Regions from separate parts of the Homo sapiens genome. Here region 1 is linked to region 2. A link is an interaction called in ENCODE POLR2A ChIA-PET data of the cell type or tissue named here. Cell type or tissue: K562. All regions are shown on one strand. Each heading gives the region's core, and the rest is flanking DNA. Links, peaks and the distances in the headings are about the cores only.

Evidence for each region. Peaks named below come from ENCODE experiments on the same cell type or tissue, not always from the same donor. Only the 100,000 strongest peaks of a DNase experiment are listed, where the experiment ranks them.
Region 1: POLR2A ChIA-PET joins it to region 2 with 6 read pairs; 2 of 35 experiments call an interaction of 5 or more read pairs at or near these places.

What each region holds. Positions count from the first base shown.
Region 1 is chr3:194,172,809-194,183,557 of GRCh38, forward strand. No RefSeq gene overlaps it. Among named protein-coding and RNA genes, the nearest start is that of HES1, 42 kb to the left of the region's middle. RefSeq lists an enhancer at 2,583-3,496. In K562, for the core only: no CTCF peak of the experiment used is centred there; no DNase peak of the experiment used is centred there.
Region 2 is chr3:193,935,798-193,946,546 of GRCh38, forward strand. LOC105374287 (a long non-coding RNA gene) reads right to left here and starts at 6,768. Exons shown (of 2, transcript XR_007096293.1): 1 at 5,870-6,768; 2 at 1-4,167. RefSeq lists enhancers at 6,763-7,057, 7,231-8,892, 7,713-8,363. In K562, for the core only: no CTCF peak of the experiment used is centred there; a DNase peak (open chromatin) is centred at 6,904.

The DNA of each region.
Region 1 (10,749 bases), core at 2,700-5,199, 230 kb after region 2:
GCTCACTTAAGGTGTTTTTCCCTTACCAGTCAAGCGTTCCTAGAGGAAGGTCATATACCAGTTAAACTCCGCCATTGTGCCTCTTAGTGCGCAAGCTAGGGCCCACTCACACAACTCCGGAGATCTTATCCGGAAGCTGCTGTTCATCAGCCTCAGGTATTTTCTATCTATTGGGAGACTGCCTTTCCCTGGTGCTGGCTGTGGACAATTATTATTTTTGAGAGTTTAAGAACCACCTCATCGTCACCTGATAGTCACCTGACATTCCTGGGGGTGGAGGGGGGGCCTGTCCTGCCCTGCTCATGTCTGCCTAACTACCTACTCTAACAACCCCACAATTACATATAAGGACACTGAGGCCATGAGAGGGGAAGTGACTTACCCAAGGTCACACCACACATGACCCTTTGGCACCGTGTTTCCTATTCCTCCCATAATGCCTCACATTGTCACTTGTGATGAGGGTCAGCTCTGAGGTGACATAGTTAACCTTCATTCTGAAAGATATTAGGAGTGATTTATATTTTTGAATGTGGCTAATGGTAGAAATAAAATGATAATGAGAAAGCAACACATACTTTCAACGTGACTGCTCACCAGAGCTAACATTAAGCCTGATTTGATCGTACCCATTAGAGATTTCAGCTGAACATTATGAGGATATTTCTTGGGAATTTATCTGATGGATGTGGCAGGATCAGCTGCTAAGGATAAAGAACCGTCACTGAAATGTCCGACTAGACAAACTTTTTTCAGTTAGAGGTATGAGAGAATTTGTCACGCTACATATAAATCAATTCATTTCTAAAACGAAGCAGCTACTTTTAAAATTATTTTTTACATTGCAAGCTGTTTTACCTTTATTAGCCTGCTTTATCAGTAAAAAGGTGTTTGGGGAAGGTAGATTTTATTTATTAATCATTTCACATGTTGGGTTTTATTAAGGTGAGTCACCTATATGGAGATCTTTAAGTTTGAAAGATGCCAGGGATGGTGGCTCATGCCTGTAATCCCAGCACTTTGGGAGGCCGAGGCGGGCAGATCACTTGAGGTCAGGAGTTCGAGACCAGCCTGGCCAACATGGTGAAACCCTGTCTCTACTAAAAATACAAAAAATTAGCCAGGCGTGGTGGCGGGCGCCTGTAGTCCCAGCTACTCGGGAGGCTAAGGCAGGAGAATGGCATGAACCCAGGAGGCAGAGCTTGCAGTGAGCTGAGATCACACCACTGCACTCCAGCCTGGGAGACAGCGAGACTCTGTCTCAAAAAAAAAAAAAAAAGCTTGAAAGACACCTCAGAGATCATCTGGTCCAACCTCTTTATTTTCCAAATGAGGTGGCTGTGATTCAGAGAGGGAAAGTGACAATTCCAAGGTCACACAGCAAGCAACATCAGAGCCAGGACTATGACAACTTCTCCAGACTAGGTCAAGGCTTTGTTTGATTAACAGCCAATAGAGCTCCCTGTGCTGTAAGTTATAGGAACAAGACCACAGTATTGAAAATACAAAGGAACACAGTCCACTTTCTTTATGAATCTTTTTTTCTTATAAAAATAAAATATTTTCACTTACCCAATTTCAAAAAATTTTTAAATAGCTTATACTAAGACAATGTGTACAGCCACAGTACATCCCAGTGTTTTGGGAGGCCAAGGAGGGAGGATGGCTTGAGGGCAGGACTTCAAGACAAACCTGGGCAACATAGCAAGACCCTATCTCTACAAAAAATTTTTAAGAATGAGCTGGGCATGATGATACGTACCTGTAGTCCTAGTTACTCAGGCAGCCAACACGAGAGGATCGCTTGAGTCCAAGAGGTTGATGCTGCAGTGAGCCGTGACCACATCACTGCACTTCAGCCTGCACAGCAGAGAGAGACCCTGTCTCTAAAAAAAAGAGCAAAGTAAAAAGACACTTGTAACCAAAACAGAAGAGATGAAGAAAGAAAGCTAGGGGAAATAAGAATGTACATATGATGCATGCACATGTGTATGTGTGTGATCTGTCTGTGAGGGGGTGGCCAAAGAATACATAATTTGGGTAAAATTTAAACCTCTAATAAGAACGGTCACTGAAATTAATTTTTTAATTTTTTTTTTTTTTTCGAGACAGGGCAGGGACTCACTCTGCCATCCAGGCTGGAGTGCAGTGGTGCCATTTTGGCTCACTGCAGCCTCAACCTCCCGGCCTAATGCAACACTCCTGCCTCAGCCTCCCAAGTAGCAGGGACTACAGGTGAATGCCATCATGCCCAGCTAATTTTTTTTTTAAGAGATGGAGTTTCACCATATTGCCCAGGCTGTTCTCAAACTCTTGAGCTCAAGTGATCCACCCACCATGGCGTCCCAAAGTGCTGGGATTATAGGTGTGAGTCACCGTACCCAGCCTGAAATTGATTAAGATCTGAGTTTCCTGGTAATAAAGTTTTCATTTGCTTGTTTATTTCCCCCCCCAAAAAACCCTTCAATTGAGGTTTCTAAATATTCGTTTTTTCTCCCCTCCGATCCCATCGCATTGCCCTATGTCCCAGCCTGAGAAGCATGGAGCAGAATCACAGCACATTGGAGCTGGAAGGCTCCTTAAACACCGCCAAGTGCAGCCCTCCCAGTTGACGGAGGGACACCTGGAGCCCCAGAGAGGAAAGTAGCATGCCACAGTCATAACAGTCCACAAAAAGGGGGTGCTGTAGAGACACCGAACACTTCATGCCCGCGTTTCAGGGATTTCATAGCCGCAGACGGCATCCCTGATCCCCATTGGTCCCATTCTCAAGAACCTTGAGCCTGATGATCTTGGAACTTTTTCCTCCCACGGGGCCTTACCAGGTACAAAGTCTTTTCACCCCTGCTGTGTCGCATGGGACCGCGACTTATCCCTGTGAGGCAAGAAGGCAGAGAAGAAAATTGGGCCTCAGAGAACCGGAGACTCAGCCAAGGTCACAGGGCCAGTCAGCGCTGGTGGTGGGAACTCAGGCTGCTGCAGCCAAGGACACTCCTTCCTCTCCATGCTGGGGGCTCCCTGGGAGCACGGCAGACAGTGAGCAACGAGCCCGTGCACTCCGTCGTCCACCGCAGAAAACGCTGCAAGGATATTGCTGACGGGCCGGGCGCGGGGGCTCACGCCTGTAATCCCAGCACTTTGGGAGGCCGAGGCAGGCGGGTCACGAGGTCGGAAGATCGAGACCATCCTGGCTAACACGATGAAACCCCGTCTCTACTAAAAATACCAAAAATTAGCCGGACATGGTGGTGGGCGCCTGTAGTCCCAGCTACTCGGGAGGCTGAGGCAGGAGAATGGCGTGAACCCGGGAGGCAGAGCTTGCAGTGAGACGAGATCGCGCCACTGCACTCCAGCCTGGGCGACAGAGCAAGACTCCGTGTCAAAAAAAAAAAAAAAGAAAAGAAAAGAAAAGAAAAGATATTGCTGACAGCTGGTTGGGATGACAGCTTCATGGTCAAAGTACCATCTCTTAGACGCATAAAACATCTAGCACAAAGGGATTTAAGTAAAACGGCTGTTTTATAAAGGGATATGTGTTTTAAAAGGGGGAAAAGAGTCAAGAGCTTTGTATTTCAAGTTTTGTGGAGCACCAATGGGTACCTCAACAGGTGACCTGCAAAATCCATGGCAGGCAGAGGCTTCTGGGCATGCGGTTCACAGGGCTCATGATTGAAAGGAATTAAGAGAAACTTCAAAGTGAGATTCACGGGGTCTGGATGAGGTAAGAACTCTTGGAAGCATAGGGAAAAATTAAAGCAATTGTCAAGCATGAAGGGGAAGAAAAGATCACCTCTGCAGTCCACGTTCTACCTCTGGACCTAAGGCTTAAAGTTTAAAATAATAATAATAATAACCTGGCATCTTGTTTTGATTTAAGTATGAAAAGCCGGTGTCTGCAGGCGGCTGCTGAGCTAAGCGCTTTTCCTGCTGGGGCACCGTGGAGCTGTTGTCAGAGGTGCGGGATAACTCGAAGCAGAGCCAGCCCAGCTGGGCGGCCGGACCCCCGTTTGAGTTGCAATGCCGGCAGTTAGAAAAAGTGTCTCCAACTTGTAAACACAGCAAATTTGATCTGGAAGTCATTGAGAAAACATAAACACGGAACCTCACGCAGTCCTGTTTACACTCTTCCAGCCCTGGTGAAAGATGAGCTCCTTATGGAAGGATTTTTTTTTTCCAAAGGCGCTTTTCTTTTTAAAATAAAAATCCCAAGAAGTATGTATTGCCACCAAGACCAAAATCCCAACAGAGACCACGAGTGCATGAACAAGTGTTGCTTCAGCAGGTGACAATCATAGTGTCACATTTATTCGAGTTGTCTTCTGCAGTTGCAGAAACTCTGCTTTATCAAAAATCCATTGTTTTTGAGGTGGAAATTAACATGACTGGAACGGCGTCTAAAACCATATCCTTGGTTGAGAATATGGTTTCATAACTATTTCCTGTTTCCCAAATCCATTCTAAATGTGTAGTAACATGAACCAGGAATTTAGTCCAGTATATCTTCATACGACCAATAAATAAATGGAAGGCACAGATGGAGGAAGGGACTTACTTAAGGTCACAGAGAGCTTGTTAGTGTCAGAGACAAAAATAGGACAGCGATTTCCTGGTTTCTACTAGTTCTTTCAGGACATGTCTCTTCCAGGAATTGCTACTGACACTTTTGCCCAAGGGCGTTTATTAAATAGTGTGTTCTGTGTGGAGCAGGTATGGGCTTTATTTCACAAACTTGGCATGAAAGAAATGCCACATGATTTTTCTTTAAAAAAATTAATTCTGCTGAGGAGTCTCCAGTTCACTGGGTGGGTGAAGAAATTGACTAATTCGGTCATTAGTGACTAGGGCCCATCCTGGAAGCAGCATCACCTACATTGTGCGGTGGAAGGGACCAAGGTGTGGAAGTGGAGCAGCCTTAAGAGAGGCTCTGGTTTTCAGTCCCCACCAGCACAATGACCTCCTCACCATACCCCAGGGCCTCTGCCGGCCAGCAGCTCCTCTGCTCCTGGGCTGTGGCCTCTGCAAGGATAGGGTCAGCAGCCTCTCCCTCCCCAGATTCTGCGTCCACCCCTGCAACCCTGGGAGGGAAGAGAGTAAGGCCTGGGATCCCCGCACTGTTCCTCTCTGAAGTCTGGAAGGACGTCTCCAGCCCACTTTTCCCTCCCTGCACCCAAATCTCCTTCTGTGTCCCAGCCTCTCTCACTGCCTCCTTTCCTGGTTAGCATAATCTTCTCTAAAGCAAGGCCAGAATGTAAGAGAGAAGGGTTTTGAGGAACTCCTGCTTTCCGTCCTATCAAGGAATCCTGAGACAAGGAAACCCAAATACCTAACAATAGAATTCTAAATTAATATCTCAATCAATTACTCTGCCACTTAGATATGCCACCTTGACCACGCAGAATTCAAATTCAAATCCTTTTACAATGAAAACAATAATGCATTTGCACGTCTGACCATCTACAGAGCACATTCGTTCAACTCACCAGCTCCTTTCATCCTCAAACACTGCAAAGTAGGTCTTTGTCACCCCATTTTACAGATGAGGAGACCAAGGATTCATGAAGTGATGAGGTATTTGTAGTGACTTTTTCCTGGTCCTGAGAAGAGGATGGCAAGCCCTGTGTTTCAGATACCCCCTGAACTTGGTCAACCCTCAGTAAATCCACACTTGATCCCACTCCATGATATCTTTTCTCTTTCACTGCTAAACGGCCTGATGAACTTAGCTGAAGCTACCAGATACAACTTTCAACATCCTTCTAGGTGGATCCTCGTTGTTTTTGTTCACTCAGCTTCAAGGTTAAAAAAAACAAGCAAAAAAAAAAAGACCAAAGATCATAAACAATCTTGCTACTTTTCATGCCTCCTCAGCATTTGAAAGTTTTGGCAAAAAACCCAGTGAATGATAAAAAGAATTGTTTACATTCTCGAAGGCAATTTGGTTGAGGTCCTTGTGCCCTGGTGCCAAGACTTCTGAGACTCTCGGTCTCTATTTGTCCCCCGCCTGATTTCTGTCCTGATTGGCACCTACAAAAAAGGCTTTGGCATTCAGTGGCGCCAACTTCCTCATCTCCCTGGAGAAACAGGCTACAAACCCACGAGAGGATCCAATGCATCCAGTCACTCAGCAAACATTCATGGAGAAGCTACTGTGTGCCAGGCATTGTTCCAGGCATGGAGGGATACAGTCACAAACAAAACCAAGTCCCTGCCCTAACGGAACTCCTCAGGGGAGGGGGTGCACATTAAATAACCATAATAAATAATATTTCAGATGATGGTATGTGGTATGAATAAATAATATTTCAGATGATGATATGTGGTATGAAGAAAATACAGCAGGGGAAGGGGGATGCTCTTCAGAAGAACAGCCCCTCCAGGAGTGCTTAGGACGCTGGCTGCAAAAATTCACGCACATTTCTAACGCCACTTCATCTCCCTTTAGTAGTTTTGCGAGCAGGCAGGAAATAGGAAATCGTTGGCATAAGTGTGCCCTGAAAGATGTCAAAGGCTGGATCCATCCACAAAAGCAACTGCAACACTGAGGTTGCCTGGCCTGGAGCAGGCGAGCATGGGGGAAGCAGCTCTGGGTGGGTAGTTGGCAGCCCTGACCTTTGTTTCCCGATCTGCCACCCAGGCTCAGTATGCCCTTCCCCATATCCCTTCACCCGATCTGCCACCCAGGCTCAGTATGCCCTTCCCCACATCCCTTCACCCGATCTGCCACCCAGGCTCAGTATGCCCTTCCCCACATCCCTTCACATCGCTGGATCCTCTGTAAAATGGAATATACAGCAGGTTGAGAGTTTCCTCTTTCCAGCCATCATTTTCTCCTAGCGCCATATTCTCTCAGACTTTTATTCCACATAGTCACTTTATTTTGGGTTTAAGTAGTTAATTTAGAAAAATGTCCCAAAGAGAGGGTTGATAGACCCCAGGAGTTCGAGGCAGTGAGCTATGATCGTGCCACTGCATACCAGTCTGGGTGACAGAGCAAGAGCCCCCCCACCCCCCCCAAAAAAAAAAAAGAAGAAGAGAAAAAAAACAACCTAAAGAATGGCTGGCAGACCTGGTCAAAGAGCTGTCTCGGGAAGAAATGATATATTCCTTCTCCAGCAGAAAGTGAGACCAGCCATCTAGAAACCAGAGCTAAGCCTTTGCACACACTTTATCTGAGAGAGAAAATTTAAAAATACAACCAAGAGAATTTTGGAAAAGAACAATAAAGGGAATCTTGTTTACTTACTTACAGCTTACTAGACAGCTATAGGAAGCTGCATATCATTTTGAACCATATTCCTCTGCTGGTGTGGGAAGAAGAAAATAGATCAATGCACTGAAGTGCTTCCATGACAGCTGGTAAACAGCTACTGCCCTGAACTCTCACAGTGCGTCCTGCTGACCTGGCCACCTTGGTCTCTCCCTTGGGACCCCTGACTCCTCACCCACCAGCTATTAAAGACTAACACCTGGGGGCGGGACGCGGTGGCTCACGCCTGTAATCCCAGCACTTTGGGAGGCCAAGGCAGGCGGATCACAAGGTCAGGAGATTGAGACCATCCTGGCCAACATGGTGAAACCCCGTCTCTACTAAAAATACAAAAAATTAGCCAGGCGTGGTGGCAGGCGCCTGTAGTCCCAGCTACTCAGGAGGCTGAGGCAGGAGAATGGCGTGAACCCGGGAGGCGGAGCTTGCAGTGAGCCGAGATCTAGCCACTGCACTGCAGCCTGGGTGACAGAGCGAGACTCCGTCTCAAAAAAAAAAAAAAAAATTAACACATGGCCCAGCAGGACCTCCTTGGACCCTACTTCAGCACCTCAGGCTGACGGCTAACTTCTGCACTGATCTGCAGACATTGCCCGATATGTGTATTATCTCACCGCTGAGCACCCTCAAACTCTCTTAGTGGTGGTTTGTCCTTTGAGAGTATAATTTGGCAGTTTCTATGAATTTTCAAACTATGCACACCCTTCAGCCCAGGAATTCCACTTCCCATCAGTTTTTCTACGAATATTTACATATGCAAAAGCTGTACAACAATTTTTATTGCAGCAGTTTAATAACAAATAAGGAAGCAACAACAGAAATAAGCTTACAGCCCAAAAATGAAGGCTGGTTAAATAATAGTCTATCCACGGAAGACTGCACCAACAGCCTTCAGTGACCCAGCAATTCACTGGCTTAGTGAATGGAGAAGTCCAGAAGAGAGGGGGTTTCGGGTTCCGTTCCATCAGTCCTCTGCTGTGTTGGTTATTCTCTTAGCTCTCCTCTCCTCTGTGTGCCACCTGCATCCTTTGTTGACCTCTCTCATCTATGGTGGTTCCAGGCCTGTCATCCACACACAGCCCAGCTCAGAGTGAGCGGGAGAGATCTTCTCTCCTACAGCTATTCAGAGACATCCTGGGCCGCAGTGGGATTGGAGCCCTCCTGAGCTCATTGCTGAGGTTTACACCTCCCAGGGCCCTCCCCTAGAGCTGCTGATGAGGTCAATCCCACCCAGATTCCAAGGCTGCTCCCCAAGGCGGAAGGGGCAGAGTGGATGGGTATGGGTCGGGGATGGGGGAGCCACCCAGTTTGGCTGGCCAGTATGGTGACCATGTTCTAGAAAGCCACCCTTAACTCACTGGGGGAAAAGGATGTATGGGGAATAAGAGTGGATGGAAGCAGGAAGACAAGTTAGGAGGCGGTTGCTATGGTGCTGACCAGAAAGGGAGACGGGCAGAGAGTCACAGGGTGCGATCGGCAGGGCTTAGGGCTTGGTCACCACCTAAACTGCATTGGGAGTATTGAGAGGGGTTTCAACAAAGCCAAGACCAGGGTGCAAAATTTAAGGGGATGTCGAAAAACTCAGTAATCAAGATACATAATATTTCAATGCAATATTTTTTAAAATAAAAAGGAATCCAAACATTTATGATGTATGAAATACTAAAAATTCACATAAAGACAGAAACTGTGACTGGGCATTTTCCTTTTTGGCCTCAGTCTCTAAAGTGGCTCGGCACGGCACTCACTGGAGGATGACCAACAGGTTACAAAATTGTGGTGCTTAAAAAAAGTTACTGGGATAAAGAATTGGTTTGAGGTAGAAGTTGGTGGGCTTTCTTTTAGCTGCTACAGGTATGTTCAGGCCTCTTAAACTGCAGCTGAGATCCATTTAGTGTAGGAATAAAAAACAGTTCCTGAGATTGTGTGATCAGAGAGGGAAAAGAGAATTTTCGCTCAACACTGAGACCACCTAATTCACTGTCTTCTCAAAATGCGCTGTAATATTCACTTAGCTTCCCCACATCAAATGGAATGTGGCAGGAGGGAATTCCGGGAAAGAGCCCACTGCATAAGCAATGTAAGTCGTGGATTACACCATCCCAGATCTCCAGCCAGGGGCCTAACCTGAGCTGTGACAGTCATATAATTACACTCTTGTATTCATTAATTCACCAACTTCCCCTCCTACTTCTGCTCTTCTTCTTCCTCCTCCTCTCCCTCCTCCTTCTGCTCTTCCTTCCTCCTCCTCCCCCTGCTCTTCTTCTTCCTCCTGCTCCCCCCTTCTCTTCCTCGTCCTCCTCGCATGCGTCAGGATGCGGAGTTAGGAAATGATGATGATGATATTGGTGAGAAGAAGGGGGAGAACAACAACATGCAGGATGAGAAAAAACAAAAAAGCTGAGAAGGAGAAAGGAAAGAAAAGGAAAAAAAGAAGAGAAAAAAGAGAAGGGAAGAAGAGAAGAAACAGGAAACAGTACTAAGTAGAGTCATTGTTTTTTTAAATTATGAACAAACTATTCTATGTGAATTTTAGAGTCGAAAACTGTTCTCCTCCCCCACTGCAGACTACAGCGACAAACCTAGAGAATGATCACAGATTGAGCAACAACTGTTTTCTTTCTTTTTTGTTTGTTTGTTTGTTTGTTTGAGACAGTCTTGCTCTGTCACCCAGGCTGAAGTGCGGTGGCACGATCTCAGCTCACTGCAACCTCCACCTCCCGGGTTCAAGCAATTGTCCTGCCTCAGCCTCCCGAGTAGCTGGGATTACAGGCACCCACCACCACACTGGGCAAATTTTTATGCTTTTCGTAGAGATGATGTTTTACCGTGTTGGTCAGGCTGGTCTCAAACTCCTGACCTCAAGTGATCCTCCCGCCTTGGCCTCCCAAAGTGCTGAGATTACAGGCGTGAGCCACAGTGCCTGGCCTGTTTTCTTTCTTTTTTAGTGAGGAAAGAGGCATAAGTCTAAGAGATATACCTGCCCTCAGCTGATGCTCCCAACAGGTGCCCTAGCTAGAGGAACAGGAGGTGTTTCCTGTGCAGAGGTGGTGTTTGCATCGAGCCTCACAACTCCACAGCTTGGCTCTATAGATGCTCATTAAGTTCCAGGGAATAAAAATATTATAAAGGTTAGTGGCTAAAGGAAATAACTGCTATCTTTTCTTTAAAAGAAAGAAGAAAAAGCCCACCAGTAATGATATCATTGCTACCTTGAATCTCAAATTTAGGTATAACAATGGGTCTTAGACAAAAGACATGGCCTGGAGGACTGAGCCAGATGGAGCAAGTTGGGCAAGGAACAGAGTTTCTTCCAAGTGAGGCCACTGAACTGTGAATGTGGTCACTAGAAGAGGCAACTTCCCTGTAAATTCAAAGTGTGCTGGCATTCCCATCACTAGGGACCACTCCTGGGCCCTGGAGTCAGAATCACCATGATCAGCAGCCCGTGAGGTGGAACTGCTTTCACCCCGTGGCTAGGAATT
Region 2 (10,749 bases), core at 5,563-8,062:
AAAGAAACCTTAACACACCTTCCACAATGCTGAGGTAAATCATCAGTAATTTAACTGCCTGTTTAGCAACTGTACTGGCACCCCTTGCTAGTTCAATAAGGTGGAATAAAAAGGGTAAAGATTGGACAGAAAGAAGTAAAAGTTTCTTTATCTGCAGATCATGTGAATATATATACATACATTAAATACTAAGAGATACATAAAGCCACTGTTAGAACTAGGTAGGGAATTTAGCAACAGAACAAGCTACAAGGTTAAATACACACATGTCAATTCTATTATGACATACTAACCACAAACAATTAGAAAGTAAAATTTCAAAATGTCATTTGCAATGGCATCAAAATACATAAAATATTCAGAAGTAAGTTAGACAAAAGATGTGCAAGACCTCGCCAGTAAAAATTATACAATCTTGCTGAGAAAAATAAGGGAAAACAAATAAATAGAAAGAAATAGCATATTCATTCATTGAAAGGTTCAATATTGTTAAGGCATTAAATTTCCCTCTTACTAAACTAATTCACAGACTCAACACAACCAATCAAAATCTTAACAAGCTTTTTGTAGAAATTGAGAAGTTGATTCTAAAATTTATATAACAATGCAAAGGATATCTAACATGGCCAAAAGAATCTTCAAAAAAAGAGCAAGATTCAAGGGGCCCCAATATCTGATTTCAAGACATTAAAAAATATACAAAAATCATAGCAATGTGATATTGGCATGAAGACAGACCAAAAAGAAAAAAAATAGAATAGAAAGCTCAGAAATAGAACCACACAGATACAATCAGCTGATCTATGATGCAGGCATCAGAGCAGTTAACGGGGAAAAGGAAAGTCTATCAAATGGTTCTAGAAGTACTGGATAAATGTTGGGAGAAACATAAGCCTCAATCTTTGCCTCATACCATACATATAAAATTAATTGAGATGAATTATCAGTTCAATCACAAAATTTAAAATTAAAGAGCTGCTAAAAGAAAACACAGAAGAATGTCTTTACAACCTTGGAGTAGAGCAAAGATTACAGATTTTTTCTGTATCCCAAAGATGAGACACAGAAAACACTAACTATAAAATAAAAATGTGAAAACTTAGACTTCATCAAAATAATAAACTTTTGCTCATCAGAAAGACCCCTTAGGAAAATGAAAATGAAAGCCATAGGCCAAGAGAAAATATTTGCAATACCTGTGTATTAGAAGATAGTTTATCCAGAAAAGGTAAAGAATATTTGCAAATTAATAATAATATAAACTAATAAAAATGGACAAAAGACTTCAATGAAGTTTCATGAAAGAAGATATGGGAATGGTAAAAGCATACAAGAAAAGAGTTCAACATCAATAGTCATCAGAGAAATGCAAGTTAAAACCACAATGAGATGACTACTAAATACGCATCAGAACAGCTACATTTAAAAAGACTCACAACATCAAGTCTGTAAGGAGGCAGAACAACTGAAACTCATTACATTGCTGTTAGAAGTGTAAGGTGGTAGAACCGCTTTAAAAAACTGTTTAGCAGTTTCTTAGTTTCTTACAAAGTTAAAGATACATCTAATCTATGAGCCAGCATTTTCACTCCTAGATAATGACCGAAGAGAAATAAAAACATATGCCCACAAAAAGTCTTATCCAAGAATGTTTATAGCAGCTCTATTCATAATAGTCCGAAACTGGAAACAACCCAGATGTCCATCAACACAAGAATGGATACCCTGTGGTATAGTCATACAATGAAATGTTACTTACAAATAAAAGAGAATGAACTACTAATACACTCAATCAACATCATGGATGAATCTCAAAAAGTAATATTTTGAGTGAAAAGTGCCAGATACAAAACTATTCATACCGTTTGATACCATGTATATGAAATTAAAGAACAGACAAAACGAATCCATAGTAATAAAAATCAAAACAGTGATTGCCTGGGGAGGGTAGTATTGACTGGATGGAGGCAGCAGACTTCTGATGTGATGGGAATATTGTATCTCTTCATTACTATGTGGATTAATGGGATGTGATACACCCAACTGTACTCTTAAGATCTTTGCATCTCATTGTATGCACAATTTTACCTCAAAAAAGTAGCGGGAGTAGTGATGGGGAAGGAGAGCATGAGATGGTAGAGAAATAAAATTAAATTATCCTTTACTTGCAGGTGTGCATACACAACCACCACTGCTACCACCGTGCATGCACGCACACACACACACACAGAAAGAGGCAATGTAAATACGTGTAAGTGCATTCATTGTGAACGGGGCCAGTGTTGCACAGAGCATCATATGCTTTAGGTCCGTTTGAATAACTGTCTTCAAATCTCATTATAACAAAGATCTTTCCTCTATTCATTTTCTGTCTTTCTTGGGCTTTATTACCGAAATACCCACACACGTCTAAAAAGAGAGGAAACAGAAACATTAATTTTAAATTTCACACTTCTCAGAATCCAAGACAAATTATTCCTTGTTGACATTTTAAAATTTCATTTCCTGCCACAATTCTTTTGGGTAAGGAAACTAGAAAAGAAATGACTCTCAACTCCTCCCTTGCTTCCCAAACCTGGCCATTTGATTTGAATCTAGAGTTTGATAGCAGAAAAATATTTTTTTCAAGAATTAAAAATAGCTACTATTCTAAATGTAAGATAGCTCCTTAACTGACTTAGTAGCACCTTCCCATTAAGACCAACCAAGTGATATTCTCAACAATAGCACCTCGTTTCATGACTAAAGTGCACTGGTCACATTAAAATGTAACCACATGGAAATGAATGTCCCCCTTTTCACATCTCTGTCCTTGGTTTCCATAGAAGAGGGCTAATTACCTTTTTAATAGCCCTAATTGATGGGCTTACAGATCCTACCTTTCAGTCCCACTTGTGTGCTGGTGAGAGTGGGGGTGGGGCGGCACTCCATCCTCCTGACCCCTCTGCTCCAGCTCTTCCTTGTTGGAAGGAGGTTTGCTGACTCGTGAAAGGCCCCTGCCTTGTGTTTCTCTGTTTGCAAGACTACCTGCCGCCCATTGTGGGCTGACCAGGAAGCCTTCGCTTTGTCTTGGCCAATTGACACAGCTGCACACTCGGTAAATAGACTCAGATGTTGAGCTTTTGTTTGAAGGATCTTTTCAGATTAATGCAGAGAGAATTAGTTTTTAAAACTTAAGCCGGAGCCAGGATGAGTAGAATGGAGCTGTGAGCCATTGAATTCACATCCACAAAATGAGGCCAACTGTCTTACAAGGGTATTTATCCCCTGTTCCTTTTGGAGGTAACATTGAGGGGAGAGGCTCCCACTCTCCCTGGCCTCAGAGTCTTTACTCAGGTCATTGTGAGGAGAAGAACTGACCAGCAATTACACTCTCCAGCTTCATTCTTCAAAGAGAGATAGTCCAGCCCTTAGTAAGGAGATGCAATTACTGCAAAATGTTTGTCAACAATTGATTTGGGTTTTCTTATTTCCAGATGATAAGAGATTCTGATAAATAATGTAAGAGGATCCATGGCCTCCAGCAAAGACCATTTTAGCAGATATGCAGACAGGGCAGCAGTCTGGACTCAGCACTGATCACCACCTCAGACTCTTCAGCCTTCATTATTTATACCACCCAACCTGTGCCTCACCAACGCACTCATTCGGAACCATTCCCTGTTGAGACACCAGTAGCAGTCACAGGTCTCAATGGATGGCTGGTCTCTTGAGGGTGGGGCCATACCTTGGAGTTCTCCCGTACCTACCATTTCACTTAACACAGGTTGGAATTTTAGTCACAGTTTTGTTGATTAGAAACTATAGGACTTTATTCTTCTCTGAGACTTGCAGACTCCATTTTCTCAAGCTATAAACTGGGGACAATTGCTCTTCTTTGCTAACAGTTCTATGTACTTAGGAGGCAGTTTAATGTTGTGGAAAGAAATTTGACTTTGACTCAGACAGATCTGAGTTCGAATCCTGCCTCTGCCACTTACTAGCTGTGTGATCTTAGACAAGGTCCTCCTCTGAGCGTAGACCTCCTCACCATGACAATCAAGATATGATTGTCCCGTGCCATTGTCAGGGATTGAAAGAGTTTTCTCATTTCTATGTGAAAATGAGAAGCATATCATGTAGAATATTGTAGTATTCCCAATATGTTAGCTCTTGCTCTCCAGGTCTCTGCTTTCCAAAGATTTTTTTTAAGAATAAAAAAGATGGAAAAAGAACCTAGTGAATTATACAGTATGTATATATGAAGCAAGATTCCTTCATGACACAAAGCATGCAATAAATGCTGAAGAACAGCTGTTGGTAGGCACTTCCAGTGCCAACCCTGTCAACCTCTCCTTTCTCTCCTCTCTCTCCAGTGTCTGAGTGACTGTCACCCCACCCACGACCCATGCACACCCTTCCCACCGCTCCCCCAAATACACACTCACTAACAGAAAAAGAACTGCTGACAAAACAGAAGAGGTGAGTCCGAAGGATGCAGGCAGCCATGCGAGGGGAAAACAGGCATCGACATCTGAAAAAGTGACAATTTTCTAAATGTGTAGACAGGGTGGCATGCAACATATTTCCCAAAGGAAAATGGTGGATGTGGGTAGCTTCCTCCTCCTTGTTCTAGGTTATGGGATTTAAAGAAAATGTTTATTCCTCTTTTCCTTTATGGAAAATTAACCAATCTGGGATTCCATCTCCCACATTCTCCCATAAAGCACTTTCTGCTGGAGAGTTGGGACCCCCATGCCCTGCCACAGGCTTGCTGTGGGCTTATGGCCCCCCAGTAGTAAAATAAGAATTGGACTATATGGCCTTACGGACCCCTCCTGAGCCAAGCATCCAGGCTCCTGATTCCCCTGCAGCTTGCTGCAAGGAAGGATGTGAAAGCAGAAAACGTGGGTTTTGAACCAGCTCCAACTATGAGGAAAAACGCTGACGGAGGCGCTGCATTGTGGAAAGCTAGGTCAACCCACAGGTTAGGTCAGATTTCAAGTTCTGATCAGCACGCCTCTAGACTCTAAGAAATTAACACTGGAAAATAGGCCTCTGCTTTGGGAGATAATTAGTGAAAATATGGTTGATTGAATTTTAAAGGATAAAATATAGCTTCAAACTGTAGCCTGGTGTCGCTTTCTTTTATGACATAGAAAAGAGAAACTTCTCCTTCTGATAGCAGACTCCTCCATGGGAAGAACACTGGAATGGGAATCAGAAGAAATGGGCCAGGCGCGGTGGCTCACACCTGTAATCCCAACACTGTAGGAGGTCGAGGCAGGAGGATCACCTGAGGTCACAAGTTCGAGACCAGCCTGACCAACATGGTGAAACCCCCTCTCTACTAAAAATACAAAAATTAGCTGGGCCTAGTGGCGCATGCCTGTAATCCCAGCTACTCAGGAGCCTGAGGCAGGAGAATTGCTCGAACCCGGAAGGCAGAGGTTGCAGTGAGCCGAGATTGAGCCACAGCACTCCAGCCTGGGCGACAGAGTGAGACTCCATCTAAAAAAACAAAAAGAAGAAATGCACACGCCAGACTTGTGCAAATCACCCAACCTCTCTGAGCCTCAGTTTATTTCTCCGTAATAGGAGATGGAATCCCTCCCCAAGCTCTTCTCTTCCCACGAAGAGAAGGGTGCTACAAAGAAATAGAGGTTCGCTGTTGCTATGTTTCCTGCCTGTCCTGATCCTCTCTATCGCGTGTTCATGTTCCTTGAACAATGTTGGCACTTCCCAGTAGGCTCACGTGGGAAGTGTCAGCACCAGGAACTTTGCCATGAAATGCACATAGAGATGGAAGGCGATTGGGAATACCATTTGAGAACACTGAAGCAGGGTGCACTGAAGACAAGCACGTTGTGGTGAAAGGAAAAGGATGTACCAGGAGATGTGAAGGGAGCCTTGATACCAGCGCATTCCACCTGCCTTGCTTTTGTCGTCAGGTTTAAAGAAGGCAGTGAAGGGGCCCCAGGCTGAGAGGCAGGAGGCCTGGGCGCTGATTTCGCCTCTCCCTGCTTTTGGGCCTCAGTCTCTTCGTCTGTAAGAAGAACGGGCCATCTCTCTCCAACATGCCAAATTGCTCCAGAAATCAGCTTCGTGTTTTTCCTCCTCATCCCGGGTTCTTGAGCCTGATTTCAAAAACGACGAATTAGAAAATCATAGTCTCTGAGGAACCACCTTTGGTTTTGAGGCTTTTAGCTTAAAGCTCAGTTTCTAAATCTTACTCAGGTGGTCAGGCCTGATTCCTGCTTGGCTCAATCTGCCTAGAGGTAGGCAAAGGCGGCTGTGGTAGGAGACCAGGAATAATCACAGTGTAAGGCTGGATTGGTGTGTCCTCTGGTCATGGGAAGCCTTCAGAGCTGGGCTGGAATTTCAGCGGGTCTTCAGGGGTGCACAGGTAAAGTCTTGGTGGACGAGCATTCTAGGCAAAAGCCATGCCGGTTCATGGTGCTGTGTACTTCAGACTGTTTAGTAGATTCCCCGCTACAAAAAATAGTCCTCGGCCGGGTGCGGTGGCTCACGCCTGTAATCCCAGCACTTTGGGAGGATGAGGCGGGCGGAGAGCCTGAGGTCAGGAGTTCGAGATTAGCCTGGCCAACATGGAGAAATCCCGTCTCTACTGAAAATACAAAAATTAGCCAGGCATGGTGACGCGAGCCTGTAATCCCAGCTACTCAGGAGGCTGAGGCAGGATAATCGCTTGAACCTGGGAGACGGAGGTTGCAGTGAGCCGAGATCGTGCCACTGCACTTCAGCCTGGGCCACAGAGGGAGACTCCATCTAAAAAAAAAAAAAAAAAAAAAGTCCCCTAAGTGTACAGTGACATTTATGGCATGCTCACTCACAGGGAAGGGTGAGACAGCAGTTCTTTCATGATTGACATTTTTGAGCTGACCGCAGCTCTGCTGCTTTCAACGTTTGCCCCAGGGTCATCTTTGCTCTCCCCAGGCCACCAGTGAGAGCAGAGCATGGAGATGGCCTGTGTCACTGTTCCCTTGGCCCAAACACCATTAGCTGGAAGTCTGTCACGCAGCCACATCTAACTGGAAAGGGGACTAGAAAGTATAATCTAGTTGTGGACCCAGGAAGCCCGTGACAGTGGGGATTCTAGGGAACTGCCAGCTATCTCTGCCAGTCAGGACCATTTATTTCAGGCTGGGCTCCTTCTGAATAGAAAAGCAGCCGGAGGCCCAGGCGAGGCAAGTGAGGGAGGAAGGGAGCAGCCGTCAGCCTGCAGTGCACTCAAGCCAGCCTCACTTTTTGGGTAAAGCCAATTTCACTCCAGTAGATACAGAGGCCTGGAACCCCTGGATAAGGAGGCCTCCACATTTCTCCCTGTCTATGAGAAGGTGAGAGAGAAGGTTCAAGAAGGCTTTTTCACAAGCAAACCATCAGGCCCCCCAGGGTGTAATTTGGAAACCCCCTGGCTTTCCCTGGCTTTCCCTGGCTTTGCCCTCGGCCCTTGGTCCCTCCTCCTACCCTGTTTTCAGCCCATTTCTCTAGGCATGCACCAGTGGCCAGGACTACCACGTTGCCTGACACCTCGGCTCGGTGCCTCGCCTGTGGGCCACTTTGGGCCGGAGCTACTGATGGGAGCTGATTCAAGAGCCTGGCCCAGCCCTGTGGCTTTGATGGGCTTTCATCCTCCCGCCTGCGCTCCTTGGCTGGACGCCTGGGGAGCTGCATAGCCTTGCCCCGGGCTATCTGCTTTCAGTGGGAGAGGTCCTTCTCTCTGAATACAGGAGGACCCGGAGGTGAGGAGGTGAGACTTGGGCACTCTCGTCTCTGCAGCCTGAGAGCTGAGCCTGCGCCAAAGCCATCTGCCTTCACCCAGCTTTCCCAAGGAGCAGACAAGATAAAGGACAGACGGAATGAACACTGAACAACTTGTTAATGATTTTATTGCAGGTTAAATCAAATGTCTCCAGTAAAACTACAGGAGAACTGCTTTAACCTTACCCTGCTGTAAATATGTATTAACTCAATTACTATCAGCAATTAAGGCCTAGTTTGGGAACACTGGTCTGAGACAAAAAAGACATTATCATCCTGGGAAATGAATCCAGAATAAAAGGAATTTATTCCACCTGAGCTAATGAGCAGCTGTATGGGGATGGAAATGAAGGCCTTTGCCTCGGAATTGCTTTTGACCGTTCATACAGGGAGAGGAGAAAAGGTTCGCCTTTACGTAAAGCTCTTGGAAGCACATTAGGGACATTGTTACAATGCAAATGAGGAAGACCGTTGTGTTTGGGTGGTTTATGGGTTTAGTAAAAGGAGTAACATTTCAATTAGTGGGGAAGGAATGAGAACCTGCCTCAAAGAGGCTTAATTGGCAACTTGGCTTTCCCAGGGGGCTTTGAAGTAGCATCAGAGAAGGAAAGTTTTCAGAGATGGGTGGAGAATAGAGCAACTATAGGGCCCTTGCTGTGCCTGTGAGAGGGCAGATGGGGTGCTCAGAAGGTAAAACCCACAGCACTACACAAATCCCAGCCCCGCGCGAGCGCCCGCTCCAGTCTTCCGGGCTTCTGAGTGGTTTTCTCCACGCCGCTTCTCCCAGCTCCCCCCTGAGAGCGTCAGGACCCAGCCGTTTCTAAAGCAGGCAGCCTCCACGAAGCCATCTCGCTTCAAAGGCTGCAGCCCTAACCTCACCAGTGTGGAATTCCTTTTTTCCTTCTCAAGAGCCCCTGTTGCTGGGTCTCGAAGTTTAGTCCAGCAAACTGGGGAATTCAACTCCTAATTGCAGTGAGTTATGGGGGAGGGTGCAATATTGCATACAAATGTGTATTTTCTGTGCATGTGTGTTCAAGGACTACAAAGTCTGAAGACTGAGGATTCAAGTATGATCGTACCTTAGGGCAAGGGATTGCACAGGTGACTCGTCAAGGTGGGGCTCTCAGATTTCACAAGTCGCAAAGGCATCCAGATCGACATTATCCTACGGTCTCGTCTTTCCTAGCCGTGGCATCCTCATGAGGTCTTTGTCATGTAATTCATGCTCACAAGTCACTCAAATCTTCATGCATCTTGACTGATTTGAGGTTTTACTTCTTAATTCAGTCATTCACAGGGTATGGCAAACTTTTTGTTTTCTAACATGGAGGAACTCTCCAAAGGAAATGTTACAGATAATATGCCAAGATAATCGTTTGCAATGAAGTCTGGAAGAAAATTCAGCTAACCCTGTGTTTTAGCTGCAAGAGAGCAATCTGACCAGGGGTTTGGAGAGCTGTCCAAACCAAGCCTCTAAGTGGTATGCTGGTCTTTCTGAGCTTGAGAAAAAAAGAATGAAGAACTTCCAAGTGACTCCACCAGTCCCTCGGTTCTCTTGATGTTGACTTTGGGGAGAACGAGTTCAACACCCTTCCCATATGCGCATCTGTGAACGTGGATTGGATTTTGCTTGAGATCTTAGCACTGAACCCTGAACTAAAGGAGGCACTATGCCTCCATCTGAAGCAATCAGTCCCCAAAGCACAGGACTCTGAGCCAGGCTCTCTCCCTTCATCCTCCCCTCTCCTGCGGGTGGCTTCTCCTGGAACACTGGCTCATATCTCTGGAGCCTGTGGTTTGGGGATTGCCATTAGCCAACTACAACAGAGCCTGGAGAGTTTACTTTGGGTCTAAAATGGGAACTGGACCCACTCTCTGAGTAATGCTCATCACTCAGCAGGTCTCAGCCGGTGGCCTACAACTTTACAATTGACCCCTCTTCCCACCACCGTGGGTTGCTGTGTAGAGCAATCACTTCCCTCCTAAGCCTCATCTCCTGCTGCCTCCTCAAAGTTGCGATGGTTAGAAAACATGGCATCTGTATGCACCCTGCACGTTCTTGCATGCCAGGAAAGCTGAGCCACCATGCAGTCGCATGGCATGTCCGATCCGTCATGCCACTGTGAGGAAACAGGACGAGGACCAGAAAATCAGCACAGCAACATAAGTTCCTGACTGCTGCTGTGAGTGGACCGGAGATGCTGCACCAGTGACCCAGTCACTGCAGCAACTAGAAGCTGGGATTGACTGGATGCCTTGGGACAGCACAGAATCCATTTCAAGTGCTGAAAAGGACCTTAATAATATTCTAACCAACATACGGATGGGAAACGGAGGCCCGGAGAGGGAAGATTCCTACCCGGGTGCCTGCAGGGAGAGAAGGGCAGAGCTGAGACCCAAACCCAGGTGGGGGTACTGAGGCCAGTGCCCCCTTCTAATATGACTGAATCTCAGCTTCACTTTCCAGTGTGTTTTTGCCTTGGCGAGGGTGGAAATGAGTTTCCAAAACTCTGCAAAGAGAGAGGTATGCGGAGGGGCCAGACAAAGCCCGTGAGCATTTACCATAGATCTCTCTAAAATGGATAATCAATCAAGACGTTGTTGTATACTCTTGCCTCCTTGAGGGAGCATCTTGTGTACTTTCTCCTTGTTCCTCAGACCCCTTCACTATAACCAAGGTTGCCTCTGTGGTGAGTTCGTTAACGCTCGGGAGAAAATTCTCACATTAGAGCATTATTTTCAAAATGCACTCTTCAATGTCCAAAATATTTCCATTCCCAATATCTCACAGTCTTTTTTATTTTTTTATTTTTTCTATAATTTCAACTTTTATTTTATATTCAGAGGGTACGTGTGCAGGTTTATTACCTGGGTATATTGCAAGATGGTGAGGTTTGGGGACACAATTAACCCTGTTACCCAGGTACTGAGCATAGTACCCAATAGTTCGTTTTCCAACCCTTGTCCCCCTCTCCCCCTCCAGTAGTC